2 separate regions of the Homo sapiens genome follow, and region 1 is linked to region 2. Evidence: read pairs that join two places in POLR2A ChIA-PET (ENCODE). Cell type or tissue: MCF 10A. All regions are shown on one strand. Links, peaks and the distances in the headings refer to the core of each region. The heading gives the core; the rest is flanking DNA.

Evidence for each region. ChIA-PET counts read pairs that join two places held together with the same protein. Peaks named below come from ENCODE experiments on the same cell type or tissue, not always from the same donor. Only the 100,000 strongest peaks of a DNase experiment are listed, where the experiment ranks them.
Region 1: POLR2A ChIA-PET joins it to region 2 with 6 read pairs; 2 of 35 experiments call an interaction of 5 or more read pairs at or near these places.

Annotation. Positions count from the first base shown.
Region 1 is chr1:159,490,705-159,495,905 of GRCh38, forward strand. No RefSeq gene overlaps it. Among named protein-coding and RNA genes, the nearest start is that of LINC02819, 27 kb to the left of the region's middle. In MCF 10A, for the core only: no CTCF peak of the experiment used is centred there; a DNase peak (open chromatin) is centred at 2,427.
Region 2 is chr1:159,749,591-159,754,791 of GRCh38, forward strand. No RefSeq gene overlaps it. Among named protein-coding and RNA genes, the nearest start is that of DUSP23, 29 kb to the right of the region's middle. In MCF 10A, for the core only: no CTCF peak of the experiment used is centred there; a DNase peak (open chromatin) is centred at 2,781.

The sequences.
Region 1 (5,201 bases), core at 1,175-3,674, 260 kb before region 2:
ACATGCATCCTATAAGGAGCCATGAACACCAACTACACTTGTACACATCATCAGTTACCTCATTTATCCCTACTGCCAATCACTTTTCTTCATGCTTTAGACCACCTCGCTTCTTTACCCCATGAATATCCCTGAGCCAGCCTTATCTTCAGGGAAGCCGATTTGAGAGCTGTTCTCCTGTCTCCTCTCTGGGTTTCCCTATGAATAAATCTTTCTCTACTGCAAAACTCATTATATCAGTAATTTGCTGTCTGCATGATGGGCAGAATGAGCTTGGTTTTGTATCAATATCGGGTAGTAGTGAGAAGGGTGTGTGGGTGATGCTTCATAGGTGGAGAAAAGAGGAAAAAGTCTCCCTGTCTCTGCGTGTACCCACCGGTCTCCAGATCTCTACTGTTGTCCTCCTGCTGGTTGTAATTCTGTAATGATTAATTTGATATGTCAACTTAACTAGGCCATGATACTCTCATATTTCATCAAATATTATTCTAGTCTAGATATTTTCGTGAAGGTTTTCTTTCTTTCTTTTTTTTTTTTTTGAGATGGAGTCTCACTCTATCACCCAGGCTGGAGTGCAGTGGCGCAACCTCAGTTCACTGCGATGTCCACCTCCCGGATTCAAGCGATTCTGCCTCAGCCTGCTGAGTATCTGGGACTACAGGTGCCCACCACCATGCCGAGCTAATTTTTATATATTTAGTAGAGACAGGGTTTCAGCATGTTGGCTAGACTGGTCTTGAACTCCTGACTTCAGCTGATCCGCCCACCTCGGCCTCTCAAAGTGCTGGGATTACAGGTGTGAGCCACCATGCCCGGCCCTTCGTTAAGGTATTTTTAAGATCAGACTAACATTTAAATCAGTAGACTTTGAGTAAAGCAGATTATCCTTTATAATGTGCGTGGCCTCATCCAATAAGTTGAAAGCTTTAATAAAAAGAGACTGACCTCCCTGAAGAGGAAGGGATTCTGCCAGCAATCCACCTTTAGACTCAAACTGCAACTCCTCCCTGGGTCTCCAGCCTGCTGCCTTACCCTGCAGATTTTGAACTTTCCAGCCTCCCCAATTATATGAGCCCAATTCCTAAAATAAATCTCTCTTTCTTGATAGATATATACATAGATAGATAAAGACAGGGTGATAGTTGCTTCCTTGGACCACCTGTCTTCTGGTTTATCTGGACAAAAAGATACAAACATATACACACACTTATATGTATATACATATGCATATATGTATATACATATGTGTGTATATATATGTGCATGCACACACACACACACACACACACACACTGTAGTCTGTGGCTGGTGAACAGATGATCCACTCTTCTGGCTTGGGTTATTCTTCCATGACATCACCCATATCTTCCTGAGCCAAGGTGTACTCCCAGCTTTGGGTGTTTACCACATCTTCCTGCAGAACCCTTAGCTTGGCAATTCTCTCCTCTTCTCCAGCCTCAGTTGTGTTGTTTACTTTCCTTGCCACAAGTTTCCCAGAAGTCCCATATCTCTTGATCTATTGTCCTTACCTAAAACCGCTGAGAGTGTCTTGGAAATGTCCTTATGCATTCTCTCTTATCTAGGTTGAGCTGCCTTGTTTTGGACTGCAGGCTCCTGCACATCAGATATCTGGAATTCAAAATCAGATCTGAGTCAGGAGCTCTCTGTTCTTAACATTGCCTTTACTTCTCAAATGTTCCCTTCACCCAGTCCGAGCTGAAGACCCACATTTTGAATATAAGACTCTCCTCCCTCACACTGATCTTCTTGTCCCTCAGTGGAAAGGGAGCAGGGTCTTCTTAGACTTCCCTTATTTTTATCTGTTTTGTATATAAAGAATCAATCCTCATGGAATAGCTACTAAAGGTAGAAATACCTTCTTCTCTACACTATAGGAAAACTTTAGAATTTACTTTTCCTCAGGGCTAATTGTTGATAGGTAAGCTATGTATGGGAGGAATGGAGTGCTTCTAAAATAATTTAGCAAATTATTTCATAGCACAGTAATCTAGCTTGTAAAGTTATTTACCTATTGCATCATCTCATTGTGTCAGAAGCCAAGTATTGTCTGGGTCTTCCTTCTTTCATCTCTTCTATAACATTTATTAGCATTTTCCTCACCCCCACTCTATCCCAGATGGAGCCACAGGCCAACTAGGTGAAGGACACAGCCTCAGCATGTCAAAAGAGAAACACTTATATTATGCTCACGGTGTACTCTTCTAAACAGTTATTTATATTAATTTATTTAGTCTTCATAACGGCTCTACAAAGTAGACACTAATACCATTCCTGCACTTGAGGAAACTGGGGTACAGAAAGTTTAAAAGCTTGCCCAAAATCACACGGTTATAAGAAGCTGAGCCAGGACACAAACCCAGACAGTCTGGCTCCAACATCTTTGCTATTAATCACTCCTATAGCTGCTACTATATTCACTGTGAATCATGCTCCTGGAATTTTTGTGCCATACAGCAATCCTATCGGAACGCCAATTGAGAGTGATCTATTCTATCCTAAGCCCCCAGTTCATCTCTGTGTGGCCATTGTGGGTCCAAGTCCCTGGAATGATTTTTCTCTCAGCTTCACACTGGTGAGTCTGTCAGGGAAGGGATTAGCACAAACAGGTGAAATTCCATGCCAAGTCCCAAGCACAACGTCACAAATCACTTTTATCTTCCATGCGCTCTATGAAAGACATCTAAGCCACTTCCCTAAAATGACCTGATAGATTAGGCTTTTGTCACCCAAGTGCCAAGGACTACCTAAGCTTAAGGTATATGGTAGTGAACTAGGAATTTCTGGAGAATATAGCTGAGGAGAGAGGACAGTAAGGCCTCTGATGCTATGAACTGCTCTGGACTCTGGGCATGGCTAGCATGGACGCTCTAGCAGCTAGCTTGGTGCCTGCGCAAACACCCGCCCAAGTTTTGTGCTTGAAACCCAGTGTGTCCGGAATTGGTGGGTTCTTGGTCTCACTGACTTCAAGAATGAAGCCGTGGACCCTCGCGGTGAGTGTTACAGCTCTTAAGGTGGCGCGTCTGGAGTTTGTTCCTTCTGATATTCGGATGTGTTTGGAGTTTCTTCCTTCTGGTAGGTTCGTAGTCTCGCTGGCTTCAGGCGTGAAGCTGCAGACCTTCACAGTGAGTATTACAGCTCTTAAGGCGGACACCTGGAGTTGTTCATTGCGTGGCTGGAGTTGTTCATTCCTCCCGGTGGGCTCGTGGTCTCGCTGGCTTCAAGAGCGAGGCTGCAGACCTTCGTGGTGAGTGTTACATCTCATAAAAGCAGTGTGGACCCAAAGAGTGAGCAATAGCAAGATTTACTGCAAAGAGCAAAACAACAAAGCTTCCACAGTGTGAAAGGGGACCTCAGCGGGTTGCCACTGCTGGCTCCAGGCAGCCTGCTTTTATTCTCTTATCTGGCCCCACCCACGTCCTGCTGATTGGTAGAGCCCAGCGGTTTGTTTTGACAGGGCGCTGATTGGTGCCATTTACAATCCCTGAGCTAGACACAAAGGTTCTCCAAGTCCCCACCAGAATAGCTAGATACGGAGCGTCCATTGGTGCATTCACAAACACTGAGCTAGACACAGGGTGCTGATTGGTGTATTTACAAACCTTGAGCTAGATACAGAGTGCTGATTGGTGTATTTACAATCCCTGAGCTAGACATAAAGGTTCTCCAAGGCCCCACCAGAGTAGCTAGATATAGAGTGTCCATTGGTGCATTCACAAACCCTGAGCTAGACACAGGGTGCTGACTGGTGTATTTACAATCCCTGAGCTAGACACAAAGGTTCCCCACATCCTCACCAGACTCAGGAGCTCAGCTGGCTTCACCCAGTGGATCCCGCACCAGGGCTGCAGATGGAGCTGCCTGCCAGTCCCCCGCCATGCACACGCACTCCTCAGCCCTTGGGTGGTCGATGGGACTGGGTGCCATGGAGCAGGGGGCGGCACTCATTGGGGAGGCTCGGTCGGCACAGGAGCCCACGGAGAGGGTGGGAGGCTCAGGTATGGCGGGCTGCAGGTCCCGAGCCCTGCCCCACGGGAAGGCAGCTAAGGCCCGGCGAGAAATGGAGCGCAGCACAGGTGGGCTGGCACTGCTGGGGGACCCAGTACACCCTCCACATCCGCTGGCCCGGGTGCTGAGCCCCTCATTGCCCGGGGCCGGCAGGGCCGGCCAGCTGCTCCGAGTGCAGGGCCCGCCAAGCCCACGCCCACTCGGAACTCCAGCTGGCCCGCAAGCGCCACGTGCAGCCCTGGTTCCTGGCGCCTCTCCCTCCACACCTCCCTGCAAGCTGAGGGAGCCAGCTCCGGCCTTGGCTGGCCCAGAAAGGGGCTCCCACAGTGCAGCGGTGGGCTGAAGAGCTCCTCAAGTGCTGCCAAAGTGGGAGCCCAGGCAGAGGAGGCGCCGAGAGTGAGCGAGCGAGGGCTGTGAGGACTGCCAGCATGCTGTCACCTCTCACCAGGACCCTGGTAGTGTAGGCTCAGGAGAGACTCTCCTACTCTGTAGATTGCAAAAATCTGTGGGAAAAGCATAGTAGTTCTCGGGGTGGGTAGCACAGTCCCTTACTGCTTCCCTTGGCTGGAGGGAGGGAGGTCCCCTGGCTCCTTGCACTTCCCAGGTGAAGCAACACCCCATCCTGTTTCTGCTTGCTCTCTGTGGGCTGCACCCGCTGCCTAACCAGTCCCAGTGAGATGAACTGGGTACCTCAGTTGGAAATGCAGAAACCACCTGTCTTCTGGGTTGGTCTTGCTGGAAGCTGCAGACAGGAGCTGTTTCTCTTCAGCCATCTTGGCCTGTCCCCCCATACAAATTTTAAATAGGTTTCTTTTTTATGGCTGCAAAGAATGTCATTGGTATTTTTTTTTTTTTTACTTTTTTCTTTTTTAAAAAAATTTTATTATTATTATACTTTAAGTTTTAGGGTACATGTGCACAACGTGCAGGTTTGTTACATATGCATACATTTGCCATGTTGGTGTGCTGCACCCATTAACTCATCATTTAGCATTAGGTATATCTCCTAATGCTATCTCTTCCCCCTCCCCCCACTCCACAACAGTCCCCGGTGTGTGATGTTCCCCTTCCTGTGTCCATGTGTTCTCATTGTTCAATTCCCTTGATAAGAATTGCATTGACTCTGTAAATCACTTGGAATACTATGGACATTTTAACAATATTGATTTTTCCAA
Region 2 (5,201 bases), core at 1,222-3,721:
TGAACCCAGAGTCACCATGGCCATGTCCAAAGACTCTGACAGCAGCTGGGATGGAAGATGAGGTGGAGGTGGGAATAAGCTGGAACACTACTTTGCACCCTCAGGGGGCACCATTTACACCATATTCCTGTACTGGGCAGCCCTCGTGTGAGCCCATCTTTCTACTTCCTGCTTTCCAGTTGCTATCTCCCTACCTTGAGTTTTATTCTTTTGATTTTTTAGAGGCAAAATTGCAAGGTAAGGAAAATATATTAATGTGCAAATTTTTTTCAAATATAGTCTTTTGGGAAGTGTAGTGGGTGAGACTCAGATTTACACTAAGGAATGGCAACGTTTGCCATTGAAGACCCTATCCCAGCCTCCATGATGCACAAGTAATCATCATGACATGATTTGGTGCTGACTCAGGGAAGGAAGAACCATTGATCCTAACATCTCTCTGCATCACCTGAGTATTGATTCCTGTGTACAACTTGCATTGTACTGGGTTAGTCTCTCCCCATTAACATTTACAGAATGTGATTTATGTACCTCAGAGAGTCTGATCCATCTTACTTTATATGACTAAGTCAAAAGAAAAGTTCAGAGGCTATTCTTAGCATTTAAAAAAGTAAAAGACAGCTGTTCCACATATGCACCATCCCAGTCAAATGACAATATACAGAGTACACATAGACTGAGGGGATGATAAGCACACGCATAGTCAGGGTGAGCTCAGTAGAATGGTGAGGGGTTGCGCCAGTAAGAATTGCATTCACCTGGCCAGGCGCGGTGGCTCACGCCTGTAATCCCAGCACTTTGGGAGGCCAAGGCAGGTGGATCACCTGAGGTCAGGAGTTCAAGACCAGCCTGACCAACATGGAGAAAGCCTGTCTCTACTAAAAATACAAAATTAGTCGCGTGTGGTGGCGCATGCCTGTAATCCCAGCTACTCAGGAGGCTGAGGCAGGAGAATCGCTTGAACCCAGGAGGCGGAGGTTGCAGTGAGCCGAGATCATGCCATTGTACTCCAGCCTGGGCAACAAGGGTGAAACTCCATCTCAAAAAAAAAAAAAAAAAAACAAAAAACAAAAGAAAACAGAATTGCATTCACCTGTAGTGTCAGAGATCCAAATACAGTGGCTTAAGCAGAACTAGGGGGGCTCATCTTCTTCCATAAAAGAAGTCAAGATAGAAGGCCCAGGAAGTGGTTTTGTTGCCCCATAAAGTTATCAAGATCTCAGATCCCCTCCAACTTATGGACCAACCATTCTTATTAAGTGGCTTCCATTCTCAAAGTCACAAGATGAATGATGAAATCTCACCAACCTAACTGTTTTCAAAACTAAAGGGGCCAGTAGGGGAGGGAAAATGGAAAGACTAAGGTCAAAAGATTAGACCCCAGAATTTTGTCTCACTTCAAGGAACACCCTCAGAAATCCCACCCAAACCCGTCTGTTTAAATCTCATTAGCTAGAACTTAATCATATAACAAAATGTTATAAGAATGCAAGGGAGGCTAGGAAATGTTGTCTCTTAGCTGTGCATAAAGTACAACCAGGGTTTATTTCTAGGAAGAATAGAAAAACAGATATTGAGTGGCCAAAGAGTGGGTGATGTCATAGCATTGTATAATCTGTGTGAAGTCAATGCAGTGGGCCATGTGATCTCAGCTGAGCTCAGTGCAAAGTGGATATGAAATCACTAAGATGGTGAAGGGTGTGAGCTTAGCAGAAGAGAAATGTACAGAGCCAACTGTGAGAGTGACAATGTGGTGTGTGATGTATAACCTATGGGGGCTCAATGGGAAGGTGAGGCTGTGCACAGTCAGTCTGGGTTCCTGGGATCATTCAAGTGTAAAGCAGAGTCATGCAGGGTCAATGAGATCGTGAAAAGTGTGCACAACCAGTATGGTCTGAATGAGTCGGTGAGGGGTGTGCACAGCTGGTGTGAATTCAGAGGGCAAATTAGGTCTGCTTGGCCTGTAGAAATGCACGTTCATTAAAGCCTTTATTTCTCTTGCAGCTCTTTGAGAGCATCCTTTCATAATAACTACTCAGTAAGATCAGGGAAACTTGGAAATATCCTGTGGTCATATAGAGAGGCCATGCCCACCCCTCCATCTAGATAAGTGGTTTGTAATTAGGGCCTGCCTTCATGGGGCAGATGATACAGGTACAGATACAAGTATAGGTGGTTCCTCTTGTCAGTTCCAACCAGGCGCCACTTTGCTGCTGTCCTTCTATGGCCAAGTTTCCTCCGGTTAGCAGGCTTCATACATCACAACAGGCAGGTTTATACACCTTAACCCAAAGCCAGTACTGCTAACAAATTACCTTGACATGTTGATTGCTTGCCTTAACTCACCCTGGAGGCCTCCAGAGGCCTTCTTCACATCACCACAAACACTTCCAATTAGTGCATTGGTTTATCAGGAACTCTTTTCTTGGTGCTCTATTCTGCTCTCCATGACCTTGGTTGCCTGAGTGATACATCCTTTAATTTGTTCCTACATCTTGCTTGGATTTTCCCCTGCTCATCTCTGTCTCTGCTTATACAGGATGTGTTTTATTGCCACACAGACTTAGCTGGTAGCCTCTGTGGCATCATCCAACACTGATGTCCCTCAGTCAACTCTAGAACACCCATAGGTGGCCTCTGTAAGAGACGTTTCCAGGAACAGAATGCCAAACATACTGTTTATCAGAGTTCTTGAGTTGCACAATGGGAGGAAATTGTTGCTTAGGATTTCAAAGGACACCAGAGAATTTCAACACACACCTGGAATGGTGCCCTGTTGCTTGTCCAGTCAATGCCAAGTTAATGATGGGAAGGAATAGCTGGTGTGTCACGTGATTGCCAAGCACTGTCGCAAATCCTTCCTGAGGTCAACACTCCCAACCCCGCCAAACTCTACAGCTCACAAATCAGCTGCAAGTGGAGCATAAAAAATGCAACATTGTGGAATTAACTACTTATGGGCCACACCTGAAATTGCCTGATTTTGGTTAAAGAAGTGGTTACAACACGCCCTTAAAATCATCATGAGCTTCTAAGAGATGACAATGACTCATAGATTTATCTGTCATGATCAGTTAAAATTCTAGACATAAACTCAACCTGAATTCTTAAGATCAATGGTTCGAAAGAACTGACATTTGAGAATCCATCCCATTTTACTTTGTAGATGCATTGATACATTTGTGGAAAATGACAAGAAATTAATCTTGAGCTCCTTTGCCCAAGAGGTTACCCATAGTTGTATACTCTCAACATACCTGCAAGACAACATGCCAGAGCTATGCCAGGATCTGATATTATTGAGTCTGGTTTTCCCAAATGAAGATCTTGATTTGGATTAGTTATCTTGAATGTGGAAATTCTCCTTCCTTTAATAATATCCTATTGAAGTAAGTTAGGATTTCACACAGGTAAAGTTACTACAGCTTTAGTAACTTTACCTACCACAATTTTAGTAACTTTACCTGTGTGAAAAACTGACTTTTGTTCACTTTTGGAATAAAGAAGGAGCAGCAGAAATTATTACCCATGAATCCTATATAAAAGATCCTGTGTCACAGAAATGTGTCTGGTCTTCTTCGGAAAGGTAGACCGACCCCAATTTCAGGACACCGCAGGAATTCAATATAAATTTGAAACTCTATGTTACAATTTACAGAGGTGTAGCTAACTCAACAACTGGAAAGAATAACAATTACTGCCTCTTGTTTACAAAATTTTTTTCTGTTCAAGACTTCTTCGAACTCTTATTACATAAAGTCAACTCCATGATCAGAAAGGCCATGAGAATTGTGCCAAATGCTAGATGAAGATGTGACTTTCTCAACCCCTTCACCAGTCCTCTTGTTTACCTGGTTGCCCAATGAGATCGAGTCTCTCTATTGGATCAAGACTGGTGTTGACAAAGAGTCCCAGAGCCAAGGTGGGAAGCCAGGTAGAAAAATACAACAAGTCTAAGAATTACAGGCAGGACTGGGAACGGGAAAAGTCAAAAAGGCTCCGAGCCAAATGAGAAGTCAGAAATCACATGCATATCAGGAGTCCAGGTTAAGTGTGTAGGTTAAAAATCAAGCCAGCAGTTAGAAACCAGGAAACCCACAGGCACCAGGGAGCAATGCAAGTCCAAGGGTCAGAAAACAAATAAAAGGCCAAGACAGCCAATTAAAAAGCACCATCATGATGAACTTCACGAAAGTCCCTGCTGTTTCAGGGAAGAAGGCTCTTCCTTCATTTCTGTGGGAGATGTGACCATGCGAGGTTGTGCAGGTAGAAGCCGGGGATCCATGTTAAAAGAGTGGAGTCAAATGAGAGAGGCGCTGTGTCTGGAATCATGCTGAAAGACGCATCATGATACCTCTACACAGTGCAGTAATTAGCCACCTATGTCACATCAGGATTTCAGGGCTCACTGGCCAAGAACAGCCACATCCCTGTCAGTACCATTTTTCCACCTCCTGGCACCCTTTCCCTTCTGGTTCCCAAACCCAAAAAAATTCATACTGCCCAACGGTGATCCAAATCCTTCCTGGGAGGCACAGTGCTCAGACTTTCCCATTTCCTAAAGCCTTCCAAGTGAAACAAAGAAAAAAATAATGCTTTTTTTTTTCAATTTGGACAGCATATCACAGATGCTAAGAGGAAGCAAGTGTATCAAACTCTGAATTTAAATGATAAATATCCTTAGCTATTGTAAAGGTATTTGAATTTGAAGGAAAGAACTAATTAATACAAAAGTGCCTCTAGAACTCTGCGCCGGCGTGTTGGAGGAATAAGGGTTAAAAACAAAACATCTCTCTTTAAAAAAAAAAATTACTTAAGCATACAACTTGAATTATAGTTGTAAAAAAAATGTTGGTTTTCCTTCATGTTGAAACGTACTTATTAATCAAGACTTCTAAAGACTCTGTTTAAAGGTGATAACTGATTCATCTCCCTTATCTCCCTTTTTAATCAGGTGTAGTTCTAGGAATAAATGCAGACAATTTGAATTTTAATGACTTCCAACAAGTGATATTTGACCACATAAAAAATTCAAATATTTCTGTTTTCTAGGACAAAAGATAAATTATTGCAGAGGCCACGCTGCACAACAAAAACAGCACGGGCTCAAAATTGTCTTGGCAAGTCCCTCCTCATCACCGGTCCCAGTATCCTCACAGAGATAAAAATACAGACTTTGCAGGGCCAGGCGCGGTGGCTCA